2 separate regions of the Homo sapiens genome follow, and region 1 is linked to region 2. The links are chromatin loops, found by intact Hi-C in ENCODE. Cell type or tissue: heart right ventricle. All regions are shown on one strand. Each heading gives the region's core, and the rest is flanking DNA. Links, peaks and the distances in the headings are about the cores only.

Evidence for each region. A loop is a pair of places that touch in the nucleus more often than their neighbours do. Peaks named below come from ENCODE experiments on the same cell type or tissue, not always from the same donor. Only the 100,000 strongest peaks of a DNase experiment are listed, where the experiment ranks them.
Region 1: it touches region 2 in a loop (8-fold over the local background); 23 of 110 quality-filtered maps call a loop at or near these places.

Annotation. Positions count from the first base shown.
Region 1 is chr2:112,118,037-112,126,033 of GRCh38, forward strand. TMEM87B (transmembrane protein 87B) reads left to right here. Exons shown (of 19, transcript NM_032824.3): 19 at 1-1,278. Among named protein-coding and RNA genes, the nearest start is that of FBLN7, 16 kb to the right of the region's middle. In heart right ventricle, for the core only: a CTCF peak has its summit at 3,822 (motif pointing right); no DNase peak of the experiment used is centred there.
Region 2 is chr2:112,430,160-112,438,156 of GRCh38, forward strand. RGPD8 (RANBP2 like and GRIP domain containing 8) reads right to left here and starts at 3,486. Exons shown (of 23, transcript NM_001164463.1): 1 at 3,223-3,486. The coding sequence starts at 3,294. RefSeq lists an enhancer at 4,074-5,052. In heart right ventricle, for the core only: a CTCF peak has its summit at 3,557; a DNase peak (open chromatin) is centred at 3,522; H3K4me3 peaks cover 2,270 bases; H3K27ac peaks cover 1,629 bases.

The DNA of each region.
Region 1 (7,997 bases), core at 2,242-6,241, 310 kb before region 2:
CCTGTAGCTCAGCTACAGGCTGCAGTGCAAACTTTTCTTCCATCCAGAGAAAGCAGAATTCCCTCCTAGTAACCTCATTACAAATACTGTTACTAGAAGGGCATGTGCTGTCTGTCACCTTCAGTAATATTTGTGCCATCTCTTGATGACTGATGACCTGGATCGAGTATTTCTATGAAGGGTCTTCTTAGGCCCCTTACATACGCAAGAGGGGTGCTCTAGTGCCATAGCTGTAGTTCACAGGAAGGACACCAGGAGAAGTTATACCTAGGGCTACTGAGCAGCTCATCATCCCTGTTTCTGCACAGTTTCCTGAAACTGGCCATCAGGGCCTCTGAGGCACTCAAATCAGTTTACTTTTAGCATGCCCCCATCAGGGTGGGTCTCACTGTTAGTGAGGATACGGGTCTGGTTTGATGTTTTTCTAGGCAAAATGCTTAAGTGTTCTGGTTATGCCATTCATTCATACGATGTGTGAAATTTGCTTAAAAGGGAATTTTCATGATTTGATTTAGATTAGTATTTAAATATCTGCTTTAGATAGCAATTAATTTTATTGTAAAAATAAGGAAAAATATGTGAATATGTGAATTTTTTAAGCCTGAGAGATGATAGAATGTTCCCATATTTTTCTTGTAAAGAAAATAATATTTTAACTTACACATCCTGTAGAAAATACCACCTTTTCCCCTTGTATTACAGTACAATGTTTACATTACTATACTGTCAAGCTGAAAGTATAAAAAATGTACATATACATTTTGAGTTATGTATCCTTTTTTTAAAAAAAAGTTCGAGTCTGTTGCACTAGGCTGTACATGACTAAAGTTGACAGATGCTATGCTAGATTTATAATCACTAGTTCTGGTACTTGTGTCTTTGTATGATCAAAGCATGCAATAAGCAATACAAAATACCAAGCCTTATACTTAAAAGAAGTTTAACATATTGGTTAATATACTGGTTAATATACTGGTTAAACATATTGAATGTATATAAGTGGCAAAACTAGATTTTTAAGGAAGTGTACATTATAATATTGGAGCTCAGTACTGCATGAAGAGACTTCATTAAAACTAAGAAAACATTTATTTGGGGAGAAATTTTAGGCATTTAAGAACTTGTATTTTTCTATTTTAAAAAGTTAAATTATTCCGTAATTTGGAAGAAGTTTCGTTGAATGTAGGACATAACCGTTTGAAGGGTTTTCATTTGAAAAATTGATGTATTTTGTGCCTTAATATTTTGTTCTTTTAATAAAAATGCTCTGAATTTGAATGATTGATTCTTGATAGTATTTATTGGTGCTAGATTATATAAATCTGTAGGACATATAGACATATATAGACTCCAATAGATGGCAGGACATAAAATTCTTAAAACAGGAGGCACAGCTAATCAAACATGGAAAAGTGCTCAACCTCAGTAGTAGTAAAGAAATGCAAAACAAAAGATAGGGGATAGTTTAAAAAATCAAATTAACATAAGTTTGTACTATGGTATATTTGTAAAATCCTTTTGCTTTCAAAGTCTGATGAAATGAGCACACTTATTAATGATGGTAATATAGTTGATTTCCTTTTTTGTGAAAAGTTCAACAATGTGTTTATAACCTTTGAATAATGTCAATTCTGGTGATATTTTAAAAAATGATTCAAAATACAGAATAAAGTTTCTCCACAAAAGTGTTTATTATAATATTAAAGTAGAAATAAAATTAGAGACAAACAATATCATAGTTAAGTGAATTATGGTTTAACCAGCTACTTTATGAGATATTGTATAGCCATTAAATTATGAAGAATTTATAATAAAAATACTTATAAGAACTGTGATGCAGTGGCACATATGTGAATGCTTATCTATGTAAAAATAAGGTAGAGCAACTTACTCTCATGGTTCAGAAAAAATGCATTCTATCTTCCAACTTTTCTGTAAAGTTACAGAATTAAGTAATTACATAATTCTTAATTACATAAATAATTACATAATTAATTATTATTTTGAAATAAAGATAATTTAAAAAAAAAAAGGCCGGGCGTAGTGGCTCACGCCTGTAATCCCAGCACTTTGGGAGGCCAAGGTGGGTGGATCACAAGGTCAGGAGATCGAGACCATCCTGGCCAACATGGTGAAACCCTGTCTCTACTAAAAAAAAAATACAAAAAATTAGCCGGGCGTGGTGGCGGGCGCCTGTAGTCCCAGCTACTCGGGAGGCTGAGGCAGGAGAATGGCGTGAACCCGGGAGGCAGAGCTTGCAGTGAGCTGAGATTGGGCCACTGCACTCCAGCCTGGGCGACAGAGCGAGACTCCGTCTCAAAAAAAAAAAAAAAAAAAAAGTAGAGAAAGGATTGAGTGGAAAAGCACTGGGGTGGCATACATGGTTAGTGTTGAGGCTCAGCCAGGCTGTGGTCACAACTTGATTTTAGCCTTTCAGAAACTTAAGACAAAAAGTTTATTTCTTGCTCATGTGACAATTCTTCAGTAGGTATAGAGGTGGGAAGGGCCACCCTCCTCCACATGTCCCTCAGACACCCGGGGTTTATTTCCATCTTGCGGACCCACCATACCCTAGGGCCTAATTTTTACCCCTAATTTTCTAAGAAACATATTCAACATAAATATGTAAAAATAATAGTGCCTTGGCCAGGCGCAGTGGCTCACACCTGTAATCCCAGCACTTTGGGAGGCCGAGATGGGTGGGTCACGAGGTCAGGAGATCGATACCATTCTGGCTAACACAGTGAAACCGCATCTCTACTAAAGATAGAAAAAAATTAGCTGGGCATGGTGGCAGGCACCTGTAGTCCCAGCTACTCGGGAGGCTAAGGCAGGAGAATGGCGTGAATCTGGGAGGCGGAGCTTGCAGTGAGCCGAGATTGTGCCACTGCACTCCAGCCTGGGCGACAGAGCGAGACTCTCAATAATAATAATAATAATAATAATAATAATAATAATAATAGTGCCTTAGACTATGTATCAGAAAATCTAGAAAAGTGTGTCTTGGTTCACAGCTTAATCTTAATTAATTTAAAAAATCCATCTTGCTGTAAGTAGATGGGACATGGAGAATTTTCTTCATGGACATTCTCCCACCTTTGACATGTGAGGAGTGAGAGGGACAAGATGGATAGTCCCAGAGGGAAAGGAAGGGCTGTTGTCATAAGACTGATGACCATTTTGGCAGACTTGGGAGCACTTGCAGAGTGCCAGGCTTTGGTAACCACTGTATTCTCACAGTAGCCAATGAAGTATTAGTTCCCTTGGTTCATAGATTAGAAAACTGAGAGAGAGGTTAAATAATTTGATAGTTTACCATCCTGGCAGGTGGCAAGGCTGGTATAATACTGGTGGGAATCATCCTAGAAGGGTTGTCCTCGAAGTCCTGAGGAGAGAGGAGTTTCGGTTAACAAAGTGCTGTTTGCTTGTTAGAGAAGGTTAAGTAAGACAATGTATCTAAAGTGCCTGGTGCATAGCCTTCAGGAGGCAGCTAAGGTTAATGTGAAAGGTACAGCAATGATTGAGGGGTGACTGAGACTCAATTGAAACAAATGGCATATGAAATTCAAACACATTCCAGGATTGATTCACTTGTATTAAGATGAAGTTACCCAGAGCAAGTTTTATGCCCCTTAAGTGATAGGGAATGTACAGCTACATTAACAGAGGTGACCTGATATTTACATCTGGTCAGAGGCTGACCTGATTTATATCTGATTTCAGATGTAAATAATTTTGACAGTATTTCCTTAAAATCATTTTGAAAAAACAAGAAGCTGCAATGGAAGTTTATGCACAGGAAAAAATGTGAAAGCTATCCAGCAGGTGGTGCCAAAGTAATGTCTCTTGAAGAGTTCTAATCTTTTTTTCTTTTCTCTAATTCTTCCCTTTACAGATTTTATAAATTTACTTACCAAATGCCACTAAACAAATTTGGGGATGAAGAAAAAAACTTAAAAATAATTCACACAGCACTGCCCTGGAAAAACAGTTATTTTGGTATATTTTAAAACTTTAAAGCTGGAAAGAGCCTCTAAGATCATCTTACAAATGAGGAAATGGAGGACCAGGAAAGTGTCACTGGCTACAGTTCCCTCAGACCAGGGTTGAAGACTGCCTCCTAGTTTGTTTTTCTCACCTCTGGTCCTTATTGTCAGGGGGAAAGAGATGCCACAGAAGGGTTGGACTGGGCATCAAAACTTGAAATACATTTTATATACTTTGGTGACCACTTGCTACGTCATTTCATATGACTTCATTGTCTTTTCAGCTTCCAAATTCTTGTTTCTACATGGTCATAATTCCAGTTCTCTGTTTCTTCATTTGATAAGTGGAGATTTTCTTGGGGTTCAGTGGAGTCTGCTGGAAAGGCTTGTCTTTATTTGACCTGAGTCACAGCTTTCCCAGTGCTAAATGCCTCTTTCCAGGGGATACTTATTAAAAATATTCACAGGCATGTTTTTTAATGTCACAGCTGCCTAAAGCAAAAAATAACATTCAAAGCAAACAACAGACTGACCAAAAACCTTAAAAGGAAAGTCTAAAGAATGAGATGACCATAAGGCCTTTGAAAAACCTTCAACATACTTACAGGAATCTAAAAGGTCACATGCATGCATAGGGCTCTGCATGCTCAGCAAAGACCACAAACAAGAAGTGAAGGCTAAGGCAGAGTTAGTTGTAAACTGCCTGAATGAGTGCTGAAGGTGTGCCCCACCATACACACAAGCACCTCGGCAAAGACTGGGAGATTTACTGGTTCCGAGAGGTTAAGAAAGTCTCTGTCCAATAATTGTCTAACCATTACATAACTGAGTAGAGACTTCAGTGACCACATATCACAAAATATACAGACTTTACGGAATTAGTTTAGAGAACTCACTAAACAACTACTACAACAAGTAGTAACAACAGCAAACCATTGAAGGGGAAGGAACTGGTTTTCAGAGTTACCACATTATATTATTTAAAATGTCTAGTATTTACCAAAAAATTATGACATAAGCAAAGAAATGACAGTGTATCTCTCACAAGAAAAAAAAGAGCATCAAAACAAAATGTTCCTGAGAAAGACCAGATGTTTGACTTACTAGACAAAAACTGTAAGCTGTTTTGTAAGTATTCAATGAGCTAAAAAAGTATAAATGCAAAAGTATGAGAATGATGTTTGACCAAATAATGTCAATAGAGATAGCAATGATAAAAATGAACCAAATGAAAATTCTTATATTGAAAAGTACAATAACTGAGACAAAACATTTATTAGAGGGTGCTCAAGAGCAGATCTGAGCAGGTAGAAGAAAATCAGTGAATCTGAATATAGGTCAATTGAGATTATTCAGTGTGAGGAACAAAAAGAAGATAGAATGAAGAAAAATTAACAGAATCTCAGAGACCTGTGGAACAACCTCAAGCATACAGACACACACGGTGAGAGTACGAGAAGAAGAAGAGAGAGGAAGAAAAATACTTGAATAAATAGTGGTTGAAAACTTTTCAAACTTGACAAAAAACAGTCTACCTAAGCAGAAAGATTAGCAAACTCCAAATAAGATAAACTCAAAGAGATCTGTACTGAAACATCATAATCAAATGATGGAAAACCAGAACCAAAGATGGAGTTTTGAAAGAGAGAAGTGACTCATTGCCTAGTAAAAATCCTCTGTAACATTAACAACTAATTTTTCCCCCTCAGAAACTATGGTGGTAAGAAGGCAATGGGATGATATATTTAAAGTACTGAAAGAAAAACCGTCAGTCAAGAATTCTATATCCAAGCAAACTATCCATTCAACATGAATAGAAATACAGACAGTTGAGATAAAAACTGAATTTGTTGTTAGTAGTTTTGCCATGCAAGAAATACTAAAGTAGGCCAGGTGCGGTGGCTCACGTCTGTAATCCCAGTACTTTGGGAGGCTGAGGCGGGTAGATCACCTGAGGTCAGGAGTTCGAGACCAGCCTGGGCAACATGGTGAAACCCCGTCGCCACTACAAATACAAAAAGTAGCCAGGCGTGGTGGTGAGCAACTGTGATCCCAGCTACTCAGGAGGTTGAGGCAGAAGAATCGCTTGAACTGAGGAGGCAGAAGTTGCAATGAGCTGAGACAGTGCTATTGCACTCCAGCTGGCAACAAGAGCAAAACTCCATCTCAAAAACAAACAAACAAACAAAAAAAACAAAACTAAAGTAAGTACTTTGGGCTGAAATTAAAGAACACTAAACAGTAATTTGAATACATTTGAAGAAATAAAACAGTACCAGTAAAGATAACTAGCCAAATATAAAAGACAGTATAAATGTATTTTTGTTTGTAACTCTTTTTTTCTCCTAGTATATTTAAAAGAAACATGTATTATTGATAAATCTAAGTTGATGGGCATATAATGTGTAAAAATACAACTCGTGACAATAGCAGCATAAAGGAGAGGAGGAGAGAAGCCATACAGGAGCAAGTGTTTTGCATACTATTAAAATTGGTTTTACTCAGAACTAAAATCTTATAAATTAAGGTATTATTGGCCAGGTGCGGTGGCTCACGCCTGTAATCCCAGCACTTTGGGAGGCCGAGGTGGGTGGATCACGAGGTCAGGAGTTTGAGGCCAGCCTGACCAACATGGTGAAACCCCGTCTCTACTAAAAATACAAAAATTAGCCGGGCGTGGTGGCACGCGCCTGTAACCCCAGCTACTCAGGAAGCTGAGGCAGGAGAATTGCTTGAATCCAGGAGGCAGAGGTTGCAGTGAGCCGCCATTGTGCCATGGCACTCCAGCCTGGGCAACAGAGTGAGACTCTGTCTCAAAAAAATAAATAAATAAATAAATAAAATAAGGCATTATTGGTAGACCCCAAGGCAACACTAAGAAAATAACTTTTAAAAAATGTACTAAAAGAAATGGGAAAGGAATTAAAATGGTAAACTACTAAATTTTTTGAACAAAACAGGAGACAGCAGTGGAGGAACAAAGAAGATAAGACATACAGAAAACAAAGAGCAAAAAAGGAGAGGGAATATGTGAATATAATGAATAACATTTTGTCAGTAAATCAACTTACATGAAATGGACAAATTCCTGGAAGATAAAAACTACCAAAACTGACTCAAGAATAAATAGGCAATCTGAATAGACTCATAGTAAGTGATAAGATTCAATTAGTAATTTGTAAAAACTACCTACACAGAAAAGTCCAGGCCCAGATGACTTCACCATTGAACTCTACTAAACATTTAAAGAAGAATTAGCCTGGGTGCAGTGGCTTATGCCTGCAATCCTAGCACTTTGGGAGGCCAAGGCAAGTGCATCACTTGAGCTCAGGAGTTCGAGACCAGCCTGGGCAACATGGCGAAATCCCTTCTCTACAAAAAAAAAAATTAAAAAATTAGCCAGGCATGGTGGTGTACACCTGTAGTCCCAGCTACTGAGGAGGCTGAGACAGGAAGATTGCTTGAGCCCAGGAGGTCAAGGCTGCAGTGAGCCATGATCACACTACTGCACTCCTGCCTGGGCAACAGAGTGAGACCCTGTCTCAAAAAGAAGGAGAAGGGAGGAGAAGGAGAAGGGAGAAAGAGGGAGAAGAAGAAGAGGAGAAGGAGGAGGAAGAGGAAGGAGGGAGGAGGAGGGAGGGTGGAGGAGGGAGACGGAAAAGACGGAAGAGAAGGAGGAGAAGGAAAGGAAGGAAGGAAGGAAGGAAGAGAAAGAGAAGAAAAAGAAGAATGATTAGTGCCAATTCTTCATGAATTCTTCCCAAAAATAGAAGAAGGCACTTCCCATCACATTTTATGAGGTCAGAATTACCCTGATGCTCAAACTGACCAAAGACAACATGAGAAAACTACAGACCAATATCTTTCATGAATATGGAAGCAAATGTTCTCAACAAAATACTAGCAAACCAAATCCAGCAACATATGAAAAGAATTATACACCAGGACCAAGCAGGATTTATCCTGGGAATGCAAAGATGGTTTAACACCTGAAAATTAATGTAATACATC
Region 2 (7,997 bases), core at 1,572-5,571:
ATGATATACAGACGCATCATCACACACCAAAACTCCGACATTCTAGAAGGCATGGGCAGTTCACAGATGGCCAGCCTCTGCCAAACTGGGGGAGAATACTAACCTCTTCATATTCTTCACAGCCACTGCCTCTTCTCCCTCCATTCTTTACCTTCTATCCAAAGCACCCTGTTTTGTCATTTCACTCAAACCTAACTTTACAGAATAGCTTCACATGTTCCAGTTACTCACTAGTTAATCCATATTCCGCTGAAATCCCCAGGTTCTAATGTAAATGACTTTAAATTTGGGGGGGAAAAAAAGACTCTAAGTGTAAGAGAGGTGGTCATAATAACCAATCGTCAAAATGTTGCTACCACTCCACTTTATTTAATGGAGAAGTTATGTAGTTGAAAGAACATTCTGACTTCTGTCTAGACCAGTGGTTTTTAATCTTTTGGAAGCCAAGGTCCCCACTAAGAATCTCAGAAAGGCTCTAAGGTTGCTTTTTTTTTTTTTTAAGCTTGTTTAAAAAAAAAATCAGGCTGAGCAGAGTGGCTCACACCTGTAATCTCAGCACTTGGGGCCAAGGCGGGAGGATCACTTGAGCCCAGGAGTTGGAGACCAGCCTGGGTAACATGGTAAGACCCCGTCTCTACATTAAAGAAAAAAGCCGGGCATGGTGGCGCATGCCTGTAGTCTCAGCTACCCAGGAGGCTAAGGTGGGAGGACGGATTGAGCCCAGGACGTCAACGCTGCAGTGAGCCACGATCCCGCCACAGCACTCCAGCCTGGGAGACAGAAAGAGACCTTGTCTCAAAAACAAAATAATGGCCGGTGCAGTGGCTCACGCCTATAATCCCAACACTTTGGGAAGTGGAGGCGGGGAAATCACTTGAGCCCAGGAGTTCAAGAACAGCCTGGGCAACATGGTGAAACCCAGTCTCTACCAAAAATACAAAACAAAACAAAACAGCGGGTGTGGTGGGTACACCTGTGGTCCCAACTACTCGGGAGACTGAGGTGGGAGGATCGCTTGAGCTGGGGAGGCGGAAGCTGCAGTGAGTCGAGATAGTGCCACTGCATCCAGCTGGGTGACAGAGTGAGACCCCACCTCAAAAAAAATAAAATAACACAAAAATTAAAGTCTTTAATTTCAGGAGTTACAGGAACCCTCAATTAAGGTCTGTTTTAGACTCTTACCATCACATTCATATTTATACTATGCTAGCAGTTTGAAATTACAACGTACAAGTAGATATCTATCCTTCTCTGGAGGAATAGACTGTAACTTACTGCACTGTTCCCAAGAGAAACTAAATCAGACCCACTGCCAAAATTCTGCTGCACTACCCATTTGACCCTGAACAAGTATCTTAAATCTCTACAGGTCTCAATATCCACAGGGTTGCTGGAAGCGCAAAATAAGATAACCTATGCTTAGTTATGATAAGAGACACAATTATGCTACTATTATAATCATGGTCATCCGTGAGTTTCTGGTTTTTTTTTTTTTTTTCTGGAGTCTCCCTCTGTCGCCCAGGCTGGAGTGCAGTAGCGCGATCTCGGCTCACTAGAACCTCCGCCTCCCGGGTTCAAGCGACTCTCCTGCCTCAGCCTCCCAGGTAGCTGGGACTACAGGCGTGCGCCACCACGTCCGGCTAACTTTATTTGTATTTTTAGTAGAGACAAGGTTTCAACATGTTAGCCAGGCTGGTCTCGAACTCCTGACCTCAGGCAATCCGCCCTCCTCGGCCTCCCAAAGTGGTGGGATTACAGGCGTGAGCCACTGCGCCCGGCCAATATCCTTTTAACATCAACAATAAAAAGTGACTTGTAGCTAACATTTAGTGCTATGTGTCAAGCAATAACCTAAATGTTTAAAATGGATCATCCTATCAAATTCTATCAATGTTACAACTCCATCTATGGATGAAAAGTGTAAGTGGCCCCAAATACCCAGCTTATAAACGACAGTGCTGTGATTATTCAAGCCAAAGCAAACTGACTCAAGATTCTGCGCACATCCACCTTTAATAGCTTCTTCCGTCACTCTTTAGATCCAATGACTAAAGTCTTATTGAATCCAAAATAGATCACATTATTTACCTGTAAAGAGGAAAAATACCCTAAAAACACTTGTGGAAAAGGTTAAAAATTGTAAGCCATACTAACGATTTGTAAGAACTTTAGAATTTTTTTTTTTTAAGCAAAGGCAGCTACCAAAGTGTTCCGGGCGGGGAGGGGGGCGAGGGAGGTGAGTATGAGGAGTGGAGTGGAGCTGGACCCTTACAAAGGGACAGCGACAAACACCTCATACTCAAAACAAGGGGACTTTCCGTGTCATTTGTGCCATCGGGCCATTGCAAATGTCCACGCTGAGATGCCTACCTTGTCACTCGACGCAGCCGCCAAAGCTCACCCGGAGCTGCGTCAGTCCCCACTGGGTTCCTCCAGGCCAAGGAGGTACGACCTCCGCCGCGGCATATAAAGTAAATGTCCAGGACATGGGAAGAAACCCGCCGATACAGCACCCGGGTGCCCAAGCCCCCGAGAACTAGGCCGCGCGGGTACTACGGGGCCAGAAAGCCCGGGCCAGGGCGAGCCCACGAGCGAGCACCGTCGGGAACAAACCGGGAGAAAGAGGAAGAGCCGGCGCCAAAGGTCTCCCGCCCGCCGCGGTCCCCCCAGGACTCTTCCTGCGCTTGCAAGCGCCACGCCGCCCACAGGACTGCGCTAGCCGGCCTCCGCCTCAACAGAGCGCGCCAGGGAGCAGCGCCCTCGGGAGCCATGACCCCTGACCCATCGAGGCCGCCGCCGGGCCGGGTCGAGGCCGCCGCCTCAACAGAGCGCGCCAGGGAGCAGCGCCCTCGGGAGCCATGACCCCTGACCCATCGAGGCCGCCCCCGGGCCGGGTCGAGGCCGCCGCCTCAACAGAGCGCGCCAGGGAGCAGCGCCCTCGGGAGCCATGACCCCTGACCCATCGAGGCCGCCGCCGGGCCGGGTCGAGGCCGCCGCCTCAACAGAGCGCGCCAGGGAGCAGCGCCCGTCGGGAGCCATGACCCCTGACCCATCGAGGCCGCCGCCGGGCCGGGTGGAGGCCGCCGCCTCAACAGAGCGCGCCAGGGAGCAGCGCCCGTCGGGAGCCATGACCCCTGACCCATCGAGGCCGCCGCCGGGCCGGGTCGAGGCCGCCGCCGCCCGGCCGGGTCGAGGCCGCCGCTCTCTTCCAGACCCACTCACCTGTCGAGGCGACGGGGTGAGACCCAGCACCGAGGCGACGTACCGCTCCACATCGGCCTTGCTGCGCCTCATCGCGCCGCCAACCTGGCTCCCGAGACGCGTGCGAGCACCGCTCAGCCCCGCAGCAGTCGCCACTTCCAAGAGGAAAGTGCCTGCAAGCCACTGAAGCAGCGGCGTAGCCGGCGGAGGCCCACTGTGACGAGCGTGCGGCGCCGCCCACGGAGGCCCACTGTGACGAACCTGCGTTCTGCCTCAGCACTGTGTATCCTCGGGGACGTCGGCGCTCCAGCTGCACTCGGCCGGGCTGGTGGCGCCGCCCTGTGGTCTGAGGGTGTCTTGACATGATCTTATCTATAGAAAACCTTAATGAAAGCTCAAAAAAAAAAAAAAAAAGACAAACCATCAGTGATAATAAATGAGTTCAAAGAGATTGTACCATACGAGGTCAACTAAAAAAAATGAGATGTCTACTTATACACCAGCAAGGAACAATTCAAGTAAAATTAAGTAAACAATTCCATTTATAATATTATCAAAAATAATAAAATAATTATGAATAAATTTAACCCAAAAGTGTAAGACTTGTAGACTGGAAACTACAGAACACTGTTGAAAGAAAAGCAAGTGATTCATCCCCCGGTGCCAAACAGCAGACGCAGGTGTTACCAGTCTGGTGGGGCGCCCGAGCTGGGGACCTGGGGTCCTCTGGGAGGGGCAAGAAGGCAGCGATGCTGGCCCCCGCCTCCATCTGCCCATCCCATCTGCATCCACACACCGCCCTGCGGTAGCTGCTTGCAGCCCTTCTCTGTCAGTTTCTCCATTATCTTCTGGTTTGGTGATAAATGAGAGTTCCCATCGGGGGTGCCACCCTCTGTGTGACGGGGAGCAGAGAAGACCCTGCATCTGAGTCCTTCTGGGGGAAGAGCGAAAATGCTGGGACCAGCCCCAGCTGTCAGGGGGTCTCCAATCCCAGCAGGGAGGCCCCACGCATGGCTAGGATGCCCCAGACCCCAGGGACTGCACGAAGTGGAAAGGAGGGCCCCCGGTCCTAACTAAGGGTTCAGACCCCCGCAACACACATCCAGGCACACCCCCACCCCCTAGGCCTGGTTCTAGGTCTGCCAGCTCCGAGAAGGCCCCTAACAATGGTGCAGTCGCAGGGGCTGTGTCCCAGGCCGGGCTCACGCCCAGTCCCGCTGCCCCGGGGGTAGATGGGGCCCCTGGCCCGCGCGCTGTGGAGCCCTGGAGTGTCTGTGCGCCCCTTCCTTGGAGGGCAGCCGCTGAGGGGCTGCTGCGGGACTGGGGAGCCTCCTGGCAGCAAGCGCTCCCAATGCGTAGCGGGACGCTGTGATGGGGACAAGATCCTGGCTTTGAAGAAAGCCCTTTCCACCCTGTCCATGTGGGGGTCTCCCGGTGCCCCTGAGCCAGCGGCCCCCTCCTGCAGGCTCCGGAGGACTCCCCTGCCTGCATCTGGTCTCGCATTTCCTCCGTGACCTCCAAGCTCCCACTGGGGGCACACGGCTGCCCTGCTGACCCCAACTCTGGCCCTGTGCCGGTGGTGGGCAGCATCTGGCACGGGGGAGGCGCCGTTTCTTCCACACTCGCGCGTCCTCAGCCCAGATCATCCGGTGAAGTTTCCCCAGCAAGTGGCTCCCCCTGCCCCCTCCACCCTGCCAAGTGTGGTCCCTGGGCCCCCGCCTTCCCTTCTCGGCCTCTGCCCCTGGGTCTGGGGCCTGCATCCAGCCATCCACGCTCAGGGAGGCCACCTCCTCCCTCGCTCTCGACCACCACAAAGCTGCCCGGGACCTTGTTCTATCCTTTCCAAAAGTCCTCAGGACCTGCCTGTCTACGGAGCTCCCAAAACGCCCTGTGAGCTCTCCCGGGCCCCTCCTCTCCTTGCTAATAATGTCCCACACGGTGCTGCCTGCCTGGCCCCAAAAGAAAAGGACCCTGGAGTGAGTTCTGAACACAAACTCGATGAAAGTGGCCCCCTGCTCCACCTGCCGAGTCGGCCCCTCCTCAGACTCTCCCCTTGGGCAGGGAAACCTGCCGGGGCCTGACTGTTTCTTCCTGAAACAGCCTCAGGCTGGAAGGAGAGGGATCCACCCTTGGCCATTGAAGCATTCAGCAGGAATCAGCCCTCGGGGACCAAGACCCTGTGACCAGCCCCGCCCCACAGGCGCCGGTCCTGGGCAGCCTCCCTTGCTCAGGCCACGCTGCTCCCAAGAAGCCAGGATGAGCAGCTCGCAATAGGCCCCCCAACACGCAGAGTGCCACGCGGAGGACGGGGGCACCCCAGAAAACTGCAGACACTGCATGTCCTCTGGGAGCCCCGGCCCTGGGAGACGATGTGCAGTGGCTCCAGCTCTGACCTCATGAGCCCAAGCTCCGCTACACACTGGGTCCTGACCTGACCTGGGTCCCTGGGGCTCTCCGGCCAGGCCTCTCCCGGTGCCTCCCGCCCCTGAGGCCGCCACCCAGCATCCAGGCCCCTGTGTAGTCATCCCCTCTTCAGGAATCTGGGTCATGGCTGCAGGATAGGGGCTACCCAGAGCAGGATGTGGAGGGAGGGGCCGCAAAAGCTGGAGAGAATCTACAAGGCACTATTTAGCCACCTGCCCTTGATTCTAATTCTCAGTGACGAGATTCTTTGCTTGGCCAAACTCTATCAGGCCCTTGAACCTTCTAGGCCACCTGCACACTTCCTTGCAAAATCCGGTTTTAGCAAGAACACTGCTAAGTGACTTCAGCCAGAACTGCCCCGCCCCGTATCTGATCATCCTCGTCAGGGCAGCCTGCTCGTCCTCGGGCACCCAGGTGATGACGAATGACCCTGCCTCCCTTCAGCCAGAACCCCCCACCCCTGCTGTTTGTTCTTAGTGATGTTCCATCCGAGGACCCCACTCTGCTCCTGGGCTATCAAATCCCACTTGCTGGAGCCATATTCAGAGTGGAGCCTAAATCTCTCTCCACCACTGCAAAATCCCACTGCCCTGGTCCCAGCACCCACCGCACTGGTCCTGAGTAGTCCGCTTCCAGTCTTTAGCAAACATCATTGAATAAATCTCCTTTCATGTCAGGCACACCCTTAAATGCAGACACGTGTGTCCTGGGAGGATTACCAACACTCCCCCGGCCCTGCACATCAGCTGTGGAAGGTGAGATTGGGAAGTGCTGGCCTCCTCGCCAAGGCTTCAGCCTCCATTTCTGCTTTTCAGGTCATGTTCGAACACTGGGGGTCCCAGGAGACCCACCCAGACCAGGCCCCTCTCAGGGTGGGAAGAGCGTGGAGCAAGAGGAGGAGGCTCGGCCCAGAACGTTGGCCACAGGCTGACCCGTGCAGGGGGCAAGGGCTTAAGACGGCCCCATCTTCCACTCCAAGTGTGGTCTCAATCTTGTTGGCCAGTTTATGAAAGTCAAGCCTATTGACTCAGTCAGGGTCTTGGCAGGAAGGAGGCCAGGGCGCAGACAGAGATAGGGATCGCTCCAGGGGTGTGTGGCCCCGGGCTGTGGGGTAGTCCTGGAGCACCTCCACCCCAGCCTGCAGAACACCCAGGCGGAGCAGGAGCAGAGCTGGGCTGTGTAGGGGTTAGGGGACACGGCCAGCCCGCAACCCCAGCTCCCCTCCATCTGCCTCCAGTTTCCAGCCAGGGCCCCCTCTGCCAAACCTGGCCCAAGGCAGGGGCCAGGGCTCTGTCTACTGGGGCCACAGGGAGGGTGGGGAGGGGGCCGGAGCTTCCAGGGCAAGGGAAGGGGCCACCCCCACCCCGTCACGCGCATAGAGGAGGAGGAGGAGCCCACACTGCCCCAGTGTCCACCCCACGCCTACACCAGCCCCACATGAGCTCGGGGGTCTCTGGGGGTCAGTGTCTGTAGCTACAGATGTGAGCATGCATGCGGGTGTGCAGGACCTTTGACCGCAGCCTCCCATGCACCCCTGGAAAGGTGCCTTGCCTCTCTCCCTCACTCGCCATGTGCAGGGCAGTGGGCGAGTCCCAGCCAGCATGGGCACCCCGCATTTCTCTGCTTCTGCAGCCCCGACTGACCAAGGCCCCCCAAGTGGGCTCCAGCCCTCCAGGCACCTCCCCGTGCCGTGGTGCCCGCCACAGGGCCTGGTCTCAGGGCTCCTCCAGGACTGGCCAAGTCCCCAGGCTCCTCCCCCGCCCACGGGGGGCGAGGTGCACAGCACTGACGGGCCCCTGGGCCACTCATCTGAACTCTTGAGTCCTCCTAGAGCGGTGATCCCAGCCGGGCAGTTAGCTTGAGCAAGCCGAGTACTTACAGAACGTCACCAAACACAAGGTCCCAGCCCACATTCCATGACCTCAGCACTGCTGACGACGTCCTCCTGAGTCCATGAACTTCTTGACGGTTCTCATGGCCTCCTCTGGGAAGTCAGGCAGGGTTCTATGCAGGAGCCGACCCTCACAGGGCTACCACAGGCCTGTGCGGACCCCAAGAGCCAGGAAGCCGCCTGCCGATGGTCCCTCTTAGGGACTGGATCGCGGGCAGCTCAGACGGCACAGAGTGCTTTCCTCCTTTGGAAATTAAAGACAGCACATGCTCATTTATCTCACACTCTTTTGTAAGAATTACAAATTAACTCGTATTAATACTAAGAGTATTAATTATCGCTAATTAGAAATAAGCTGAGAAAGATAAAGTACTATACAAATGTTGGCCGCTGAATGGCTACAGGGACACATGAAGTCAAAACAGTATCAGGTCTTTCTATGTCTGCGGCAGAATGCCAAAGCCCTGACACACACCCTTTT